Regions from separate parts of the Homo sapiens genome. Here region 1 is linked to region 2. A link is an interaction called in ENCODE POLR2A ChIA-PET data of the cell type or tissue named here. Cell type or tissue: Panc1. All regions are shown on one strand. Links, peaks and the distances in the headings refer to the core of each region. The heading gives the core; the rest is flanking DNA. Region 1 overlaps LINC02536 (long intergenic non-protein coding RNA 2536). Region 2 overlaps PTPRK (protein tyrosine phosphatase receptor type K).

Region 1 (5,394 bases), core at 126-5,125, 830 kb before region 2:
CGTTTGATCATACTTGTCCGAATTTACCACAACTATTTACTTAGTTTGATGGCCTTCATATTAAATTAAAGAATGAGTAGAGCCCAGAGAGCCTAAATTTATAGTGATTAATATTTTCACTTGCCAGAGGCCTGAAAGAGTATCTTGCTTCAAGTAGATGTGTACTGGGAATTTCCTGGCTGAAGCCAATTGACATCCATGAGTTAGGTTTGCATTCCTTAGCAACGCGCTCTGACATTTCATTGCTTTGACTTTCCTAGTGCTTTACCAGCTTTATGAATGATGGATGAGCATTCCTTTAAAGTCTTATCTATCCTGTGTGTCCTTGACCTAACACTTTGTATCGATGGATATTTCAGCTTCTCCTTGATGGCAGGATTGATCATCACAACCCTTTTCTGACAATTGACCTAGGAGCACAGGAGGCAAAGAATAATTGACAGAAGGTATAGAATTACAACCTTGACAGCCAACATTATCTACAGAAGAAGGAGAAACAGGTAGATCCGAGAATAATCAATGCCTAGGAGGAACCAGAAATGATAGGACAATATAGATACATAGAAAAAGACCCAACTAAAGAGTTTTAGACCAAAAATAAGCATGTAGTTCAAAGGACAGTGGTCAGCTGAAATACGATAAAGTGTATACAGTAAGTTACAAATCTTGGAAATATTATGTAAACTGTTTGGAAAGGAAGTCAGAATCTTCAAAGAATCTGATAACGCAGAGCAAGATAGTACAAAATTAGTTCAGCTCTTCAGATATACCAATATCAGAAACCTGAGGGACATTTATTGACTATTGATTACAGGATGACTTAATTGTTAGATAAACTTCTCCACCTGTGAGAATCATCTTCTGAATTTCCTGTCTGAATGGGAAAAAGATCTAGTACATGATTAATATTTGATCTGCAAGTAGATAGGTTTGTATACTTCTGATATCAAACTTTGAATCATGTGTGTGTATCTGCATCCAAACTAGAGCCTTGATTTAGAACAATTTCTGGCTCTCCCAGATTTACTGTACTTTCCCACATTTAATGTATTCCATTCACTTGCTTGAGGAATAAATTAATTGTACTTGCAGAATTCTTCATTTTACCCAATCCTTTAATTTAAATAGTGAAAAAATCATCTTTGATAGCCCACTTCTAAGTTTTAGTTTTTATATAATGCTTTGATGTACTTGATTCTGTATTTTTCAGGAATTTCCTGCTGAGATAATTTACCACCTTCAGAGTATAGACTTGTCTTCTATTAATCTATAGAGGAAAGCTATGCATCCCTCCAGCAAACTATGAATATGTCCAAAAAGTGTTTTCAGGTAGAGCACTGTGATTATTTTAGATGACTGGAATGCACTAAAACATGAATTCCACTCTATTGAATATTTAAAAACCCACTTAGAGCTTCTGTCTATGGCATTTGTATATTTTCAATATCTGTGACTGTAAGCTATAATTTAGGTCCCTTAATTTCCAGCAATATTTGTACCGGGTACCCTTCAATGATTCTGACCAATGATTAACTTGTACAGTTAACTACTTATTATGAATGTTGAGATGAGAAACAAATCATATCTGTCCTCATAATTGCAAGTTCTTTCACTCAAGCCTGATTAATTTGTAATGTGAATGTGTGAAGAAAAATTCCTTGTCAAGTGTCAAAACAAAGGTTTTAAGAATAAACTTATTTTTGGACAGGCAACCAAAATAATTATACACAATAATCTAAGGAATGGATAAGATTAGCAACTACATGTATTGTAATTTTATTTTGACATCGATTCTCAACATCATATTAGTTATACTTAGGTATTTGTAATTAAAAAGTTGTCAATATTATAGGCATGTCTGTGTACAAGCAGATGAGGATGCACACCTTTACTATAGAAAGAACATGGAGCAAACATTGATGCTGGAATGTCAAGGTTCAGTGACATGTAAGACAATGTATCTCAAGTATGAGATTAATTGTGCACTTCTCTCTGTCAGCTTCAGTTGTTGAATTTGGATTTGAATGATTTCTACAGTATTTCAGAAAATAACTTTTTCATTTATTAATAAAGTGTATTTACAATTTTCACCAAGGAATCTTTGTAAGTATGGTAACCTTCTATTCTGTCATCTTTTATCTTTGGAAATGAAGATCGTAGCTTAAATTGATTAGTCTTCAAAAGGTTTGGCTCATGATTAACTACATTATCAAATTGTATTATGCAAGACTGATGTCAATTTCTCTAATTGGAGCATGAGATCACTTTTAAAATTTATTAAGTGTTTATTTTCCAGTTTATAACCTATTACAACTAATAATTTTAGAGCTGCTGTCTATGGCCTACAGAGTAACACTATTAATATTAATTTCTCCCTTTCAAGTTTATCTTTTCATCTTTTTTATTACCTTTCTTTTCTACTTTTTCCCTTTATTCCCTCCTACAATTAAATGACACAGCCTCTTAGCCTACTAAACCTGGAAAGAAGCTCTTGAGCCATTCACTGTAGCCCTTCCAGAAGGTCTATTCACAAAGCCTGGCTGAAAATTCAGGCTTTACATCTGTGTTAGTCTGAATTCTTCAGAGAAAGAGAAGTCAGTAACTCCTACATGGAGAGCAAGGAAGACATATTTTTCCTAAAGTTTTCTTTATCAGATCACTTCTGACCTTAAGAAAAAGAATATCTAAGGCGAAGTTAATATTCTGACGCCTGCCTAAAAGAGGACGTGTGCTCATAAAGTGCATTCTAGATAGAGAGTAAGTGGATGATATGAAATCTCATATCATATTAAACATGGATCAAATAATTTAACTACTTTAGTAATTACAAGTTCAGAGATGTTACCACAGTCCAAAAATCTAAGAAAGGAGATAAGAGTTCACAGGCAAACTAGATTGACTACCAGTTGAAACTTTTAGTCATTTAAATTGTTGATAGGCACACTCCTAGAGCTTCAGATAGAGCCTCTTTAATGAAAGGTCTCTCATTCCTGAATACTAAATGCTTGCCAGAAAAGAGTTAAAGAATGGCAAGGGAATTCTGCATAGGTAAGTAGAAAGCTTCTGGAGTAATACTAGGTGAGTTTTGAAATAACACCGTTATTTACAACTGGGGATTCTATTTTATTCTTCCCTTTGATTTTTTTTTATATAGTCTTTGGTGAGCTATATTGGCCAATAAAGCTGGAAATGAGATACTAGATATAATAGGTTAGTGAATTTCAGCCTAGGATACAATGTGGCTTTTGAATTCTTTTGCCTCATGTCTTATTTGGATTCCTTTTTTTTATGGAAAAATTTTTTTTTATTATACTTTAAGTTTTAAGGTACATGTGCACAACATGCATGTTAGTTACATATGTATACATGTGCCATGCTGGTGTGCTGCACCCATTAACTCATCATTTAACATTAGGTATATCATCTAATGCTATCCCTCCCCCCTCCCCCCACCCCACAACAGGCCCCGGTGTGTGATGTTCCCCTTCCTGTGTCCATGTGTTCTCATTGTTCAATTCCCACCTATGAGTGAGAACATGCGGTGTTTGGTTTTTTGTCCTTGTGATAGTTTGCTGAGAATGATGGTTTCCAGCTTCATCCATGTCCCTACAAAGGACATGAACTCATCCTTTTTTATGGCTGCATAGTATTCCATGGTGTATATGTGTCACATTTTCTTAATCCAGTTTATCATTGATGGACATTTGGGTTGGTTCCAAGTCTTTGCTATTGTGAATAGTGCCACAATAAACATAGGTATGCATGTGTCCTTATAGCAGCATGATTTATAATCCTTTGGGTATATACCCAGTAATGGGATGGCTGGGTCAAATGGTATTTCTAGTTCTAGATCCCTGAGGAATCCCCACACTGACTTCCACAATGGTTGAACTAGTTTGCAGTCCCAACAACAGTGTAAAAGTGTTCCTATTTCTCCACATCCTCTCCAGCACCTGTTGTTTCCTGACTTTTTAATGATCGCCATTCTAGCTGGTGTGAGATGGTATCTCATTGTGGTTTTGATTTGCATTTCTCTGATGGCCAGTGATGATGGGCATTTTTTCATGCGTCTTTTGGCTGCATAAATGTCTTCTTTTGAGAAGTGTCTGTTCATATCCTTCGCCCACTTTTTGATGGGGTTGTTTGTTTTTTTCTTGTAAATTTGAGTTCATTGTAGATTCTGGATATTAGCCCTTTGTCAGATGAGTAGATTGCAAAAATCTTCTCCCATTCTGTAGGCTGCCTGTTCACACTGATGGTAGTTTCTTTTGCTGTGCAGAAGCTCTTTAGTTTAATTAGATCCCATTTGTCAATTTTGGCTTTTGTTGCCATTGCTTTTGGTGTTTTAGACATGAAGTCCTTGTCCATGCCTATGTCCTCAATGGTGTTGCATAGGTTTTCTTCTAGGGTTTTTATGGTTTCAGGTCTAACATTTAAGTCTTTAATCCATCTTGAATTAATTTTTGTATAAGGTGTAAGGAAGGCATCCAGTTTCAGCTTTCTACATATGGCTAGCCAGTTTTCCCAGCACCATTTATTAAATAGGGAATCCTTTCCCCATTTCTTGTAGTTGTCACGTTTGTCAAAGATCAGATGGTTGTAGATATGTGGTATTATTTCTGAGGGCTCTGTTCTGTTCCATTGGTCTATAACTCTGTTTTGGTACCAGTACCATGCTGTTTTGGTTACTGTAGCCTTGTAGTATAATTTGAAGTCAGGTAGCATGATGCCTCCAGCTTTGTTCTTTTGGCTTAGGATTGACTTGGCAATGCAGGCCCTTTTTTGGTTCCATATGAACTTTAAAGTAGTTTTTTCCAATTCTGTGAAGAAAGTCATTGGTAGCTTGATGGGGATGGCCTTGAATCTATAAATTACCTTGGGCAGTATGGCCATTTTCACGATATTGATTCTTCCTACCCATGAGCATGGAATGTTCTTCCACTTGTTTGTATCCTCTTTTATTTCACTGAGCAGTGGTTTGTAGTTCTTCTTGAAGAGGTCCTTCATGTCCTTTGTAAGTTGGATTCCTAGGTATTATATTCTCTTTGAAGCAACTGTGAATGGGAGTTCACTCATGATTTGTCTCTGTTTGTCTGTTATTGGTGTATAAGAATGCTTGTGATTTTTGCACATTGATTTTGTATCCTGAGACTTTGCTGAAGTTGCCTATCAGCTTAAGGAGATTTTGGGCTGAGACAATGGGGTTTTCTAGATATACAATCATGTCATCTGCAAACAGGGACAATCTGACTTCCTCTTTTCCTAATTGAGTACCCTTTATTTCCTTCTCCTGCCTGATTGCCCTGGCCAGAACTTCCAACACTATGTTGAATAGGAGTGGTGAGAGAGGGCATCGCTGTCTTGTACCAGTTTTCAAAGGGAATGCTTCCAGTT
Region 2 (5,394 bases), core at 106-5,105:
TTTGGAATATTTATTTAAGAAACCTCATTACTTGGAAGAATACTGGCTTTTCTTGCCCACTTAAACGAACCAGCTCCCTCCAACCCATGGGGGAGACGTTTACTCAGTTCAATAAACAGCACTTGGCAAAGAGCCCTTCCTCTACTTTATTTGCATCCCAATATCCTCTTCTGCTTTTAGCAAGATGAGGCTAAGGGAATGCTGGAGAACAGTGGCATCAATGCTCCTCTGTCCAGATAACTGTCTGATCCTCTAAAGGTTGAGAACTATGTCTAAGTATGACAATGTGCATAACTCAAAGTCTTCAGGATATATACTGAATTATAAGGTTATGCCACACTGATACATAAAATGTAAAATATATATTTTTATGATTATATTTTGGATTAGGCCACAGAATAAATATGGAATAAAAACATATATCTTGACAAAAAATTCAGCTGGATACCCACATAGATAGATAAATAGAATGAATGGCAGAGAGAGAGAAGACAGGCAGCGGACAGCTACTCTGCTAGCTATTTTCAATTACTGAAATATCTCTACTCACAAGTTTTACAGTTGATTGGAGGTTTTGTGTATCTTTTTTATTCCTTTGTTGTTGTTAAGTCTTGGATATATTTTTATTGGTCAAAATTATTTCAATGTTCCATTGAGTATCACAATAGGTATTTCAACGTAAATTTTAAATCGAGTTTTATTTACATAGTGTTATTTTGTTTTAAAATCAAAATGCAGCTTTATTTGAAGACAAATGTGAATAATGAGTTCATACAGGTATGTCCAAAGTACATTTGCCTTCCATTGCTTTTGTCAAGAGTAATACCAAAATAGGAAAAGTAAATAAAAAAAAAACCTTAGCTTTATTCACAACATCCTGTCATAAAGAAGAAACAAAAGACTGTGTAAAAAGTACTCAACAGGACTGATCTCTACAAGTGAAAACACTGAACTGTAAATCTTCAGGTTCGAAAAATATTTTAAAAGACAATCCAGTCTTCCTAAGTCAAACCCAGTAGTCAATTAGTATTTGAAGGGCCAAAGGGCAAGGCATTACAATCATAGTAACTTACATATGTGTAGCTCAATTTGGAAAAGAATATCCAACATAAATTACCCAGTTTGATTCTCACAACCCTGTAAATATCCAGAAATTATACACGAATTGAGGATAAGGAAACAGGCTATATAAGTTAAATTACTCATTTACCAAATTACGCAAACTCTATGCTCTTTGCACTGTACCAGGAAGTGCCACGACATAATAGTTAAGAGAAAAAACTTGGAGCTTATAAAGTTGTGTGAATAGGATTTATAGCAAACATTGTATGAGAGAAGTATAGTAACTTTCCCATATTTTTGGCCAGACCCACAGTTAGAAATTCTTTTTGCATTGTGACTCAGTACACAGACATATAAGGATACATAAATCTATTCCATTAAAACCAAAGTTTCATGAAACAATACTTCTCTCTTCCTCTACAAAATGTATGATTACCTTTGTTATTGTTTTTGTTATATTCTATTTCATGGTTGGTCTGGTTTTCTTCCTTAAGCTGGTTGCTACCTACTGAATTGAATTCGGTACCCACCAAATGGGTGGTTACATACAATTTGAAAATAATGAGCTGATACTTAGCTCAATGCTAGGACCAGTAAACACTAAAATGTTAGTTATTGAAAATAATTTTTAAAGTTATGTCCCTATAGGTTGGTGGACTCAAAACACTCAAAAGGGATACAATGTTTACCTCTGAAATACTCAGGCAAGACATGTAAATGGCCCAGAGAAACATACACCAATGGCTTCAGTTTCTGATGCAGAGGCAGGTAAAATCCTGATGCTCATGTATTGTTGTCATTATGTCATCAGGCTGCAGTGAAGGAGTGGCTAAATATAGTGAGACATGAACTAAAAATCTTTATCAGGCCCTGCTGAATAAACAGAATGTTGAAATAGAGAGTAATACAAATTAGAAGTTGTCAGAAACAGATGCTCTAAAAATGGGTCATCCTAGTTAATACAATCATGTGATTAACTGAAAATTTGGGGGGGGGAGTCTCATTTCAATCACTGTGGCCACTACTGGTAAGCTTTCCAGCCTTATGAATTACAATTTACCCAGCATAATTACATTTTTGATTATGCTTAGCTAATTCAGCCATCACTCTGAATATCAATTAATTGTTAAAGTATTATAGGCATAAAGGTAAGAGATTGAGTTTAACGTCTACTGATCACAGGTCACACAGAAGAGATTGCTCTTTAAAAATAAATCCCTGAGAGTTTATATGAACATATGTCTTTTTCCTATTATATAACCATTTAAGTACAGGAAACAATCGACTTAGTGCTACACCTTTATTAATTCTGAATATTATTTGTCTCTATGTCTTCTCCCACTTGGTTTCCTCAAGGAGAAAGAGTACTAACTGAGAAGAGTTAAAAATCTACATTTTGTTTTGCACAGTCTGAGGAATCTTTATTATGAAATCTATACTCTGTTGCCCGGGCTAAGTGCAGTGGCATAATCTCAGCTCACTACAACCTCCGCCTCCTGGGCTCAAGCAATCCTCCTGCCTCCCAGGTAGGCTGGGACTAGCCCGGGCTAAGTGCAGTGGCATAATCTCGACTTATTGCAACCTCCACCTCCTGGGCTCAAGCAATCCTCCTGCCTCAGCCTCCCAGGTAGGCTGGGACTACAGGTGTGTGCAACCACACCCAGCTAATTTTTGTATTTTTAATAGAGACAGGGTTTCACCACGTTGACCAGGCTGGTCTCAAACTCCTGACCTCAAATGATCCATCTGCCTCAGCCTGCCAAAGTGCTGGATTACAGGCATGAGCCACTGTGCCCAGCCTGAAATCTATGTTTAAACTGTAAAGTTTGGAATGCTTCCAAATTCTTGAAATTGTTCATATATAAGGGAAAGTAAATTTTTTTCCTGCTACAAGATAAAAGATTTTATATAAGATATACAAAGAGAAATCATATGGAGAAAATCCATTTTCCCAAAATAAGTCATAAGTCACTTGGGGACTGTCAGCACTTTGTCATATATTACTAAACTCAAATCACACACACACACACACACACACACACCCTTCCCATTAAAAGGGAAAAAATACATATACAACATATTCACAATCTGCCAATTTCAAGAACTTTCTTACAATATGCCTTAAAATGTGAATATCTTAGTTTTAGACACTAGGTTTTTTGTGGGCGGAGCCTAACAAAGGCATGTGGAGCACAGGAATTTCCATTTAGCGCTACATTAATCTTACATGACATTTTTTGGAACATGAAATATTTTTGTCCTATATAAACAAATATTATAAGAGCATATGTTAAAACAACATTCCACTTTTCTAACACTGATAGAGATTAAATAATGAAAGAATTTTAAAACTCAAGTGAAATAATCAAAAGTAACTTTAGCTAACAAATAGTAATAACTGCTTAAAAGTAACTGATAATTCAGTAGAAAATAATGATAAAAGACCATTAAATCAAAGCCCAAATGCAGTATTAAGATGAAAAAACATGCTTTATATTTAATAATGTATATTTTGTAGATGTTAACAATTTCACATACATACACCCAAAATTAAAATCCATCAAAGTGGCAATGTATAGCAGAATTGGATGAAAATCTACCTACTTTTACAGACATGTTGATTCTTCCAATATTTCTGAATAACTTAAATATTGGGTGCTCTTGTGAGCCACGGGAGGTTTGTTAGTACAAAGATGATGTAGTAATTTACAAGCTACATTTACTGAAAACCCACTACCTACTGTGTAGTATTTGGGAAAGATGGTGTTTAGCATGAAAAATGTCCATAGTTCAAAGACATTGAAAAGTTTACCTTTTATATAGTCCTAGCAGTGCTCTAAGTTAACAGGACTTAAAGAGAGCTTGAATAGTCATATCAGCACCTGAGACCAAAGAGAGTCAATCCTGTATAGTGGGGAAACTTGAGTTAAACAGAAAAACAGTCTTCTTCTTGGGGATTTATTCCTGAGATTAAGCTCCACAGTGGATGCACCAAAGCCTTCTGACATCAACATTTTGTGTCAACGAACCTAAAGTTTCTTGATAACTAAACCCCTGCCAGGGAGTTTCAAAATGGACCAGGTTTTCTTACACTAAACTGTTCAATTAGGAAAGTGTTATAGAAAGATCCCATAATTAAAGAGGATTATCTCACTGGATTCCTCACACCCATATGCCAAATTATAAGGCATGGAGTAGTGGGCTGGGCTGAAACCAGCCTATACCAGCTCCTGAAAGTCAGTTGCTAAAATGTTCAGGAATTTTGTGGGCCAGTTATTAGTCACAACCATTATTTAAAATTAAATTATATAAACTTACAGCTAAATAAATTATATTAAAAACAGAGGTAATAAATCAAAACTTATCACTTTCTAATTATTTTACTATTAATTATATTTGCAGGATATTTACTTCTCTTGTATCTGTATGGTGGAAGTACTAAATAAGGGTGTGTTACTATGCATCTCTTCCTAATTTTGTGTTCAGTGATGTCACATTGGTCCTTTGAATTCAGCCATGGTGGTAGTATTTATACCATGGAAACTGGCAAGTGCTAAAACCTGAACTTTGGCCAGGCATGGTGGCTCACATCTGTAATCTCAGCACTTTGGGAGTCCAAGGCAGGCAGATCACGAGGTCAGGAGTTCGAGACCAGCCTGGCCAACGTGGTGAAACCCCCGCCTCTACTAAAAATACAAAAATTAGCCGGGCGTATGGCATATGCCTGTAATCTCAGCTACTCAGGAGGATGAGGCAGGAGAATCACTTGAAGCCAGGAGGCAGAGGTTGCAGTGAGCCGAGATCGCGCCACTGCACTCCAGCCTAGGCAACAGAGCGAGACTCCATCTCAAAACAAACAAATAAAACCTGAACTTTTTGGCTTGAGAGCTGATTATTAAACATTTACCACCATCGCTATTACTTCCTCATTTTCCCAAGTACATTTTGTGCCCATTCATAAGGATTTTGCCAATTGATGGCCTGATCCGAGAAACTTAACTAATCACCCAGGAGTGAGTGACTGTACTTTCTCCACGTCCTGATGGCACTTTTTGTACCTCCCACTCTTAATTATATCTTACTTATTTCTAGATCTTCTAAATAGTCTGTAAGGTCATTAAGTGCAGGGACTTAGTCAACTAAATCATTTTGCCCTCTGTGCTATATACACTGCCTGGCACAGAATGAACATGCATTTACTATTTGATTAACTTAACCAAACTAACATGAAAGAAATCAGATAAACTCTGTCATACATATTTTGTTAAATGAAGAGACCCTAGCTCACCAGCCTAACTTTATGTATTTTGTTTTAGAGACAAGGTCTTGCTC

What was found. Peaks named below come from ENCODE experiments on the same cell type or tissue, not always from the same donor. Only the 100,000 strongest peaks of a DNase experiment are listed, where the experiment ranks them.
Region 1: POLR2A ChIA-PET joins it to region 2 with 6 read pairs; 2 of 35 experiments call an interaction of 5 or more read pairs at or near these places.

The regions. Positions count from the first base shown.
Region 1 is chr6:127,664,133-127,669,526 of GRCh38, forward strand. LINC02536 (long intergenic non-protein coding RNA 2536) reads left to right here. Exons shown (of 4, transcript XR_001743853.2): 2 at 360-500; 3 at 1,211-1,329. Among named protein-coding and RNA genes, the nearest start is that of LINC02536, 3.0 kb to the left of the region's middle. In Panc1, for the core only: no CTCF peak of the experiment used is centred there; no DNase peak of the experiment used is centred there.
Region 2 is chr6:128,498,315-128,503,708 of GRCh38, forward strand. All of the region lies in intron 1 of PTPRK (protein tyrosine phosphatase receptor type K), which reads right to left. Among named protein-coding and RNA genes, the nearest start is that of PTPRK, 20 kb to the right of the region's middle. In Panc1, for the core only: no CTCF peak of the experiment used is centred there; no DNase peak of the experiment used is centred there; H3K27ac peaks cover 1,301 bases.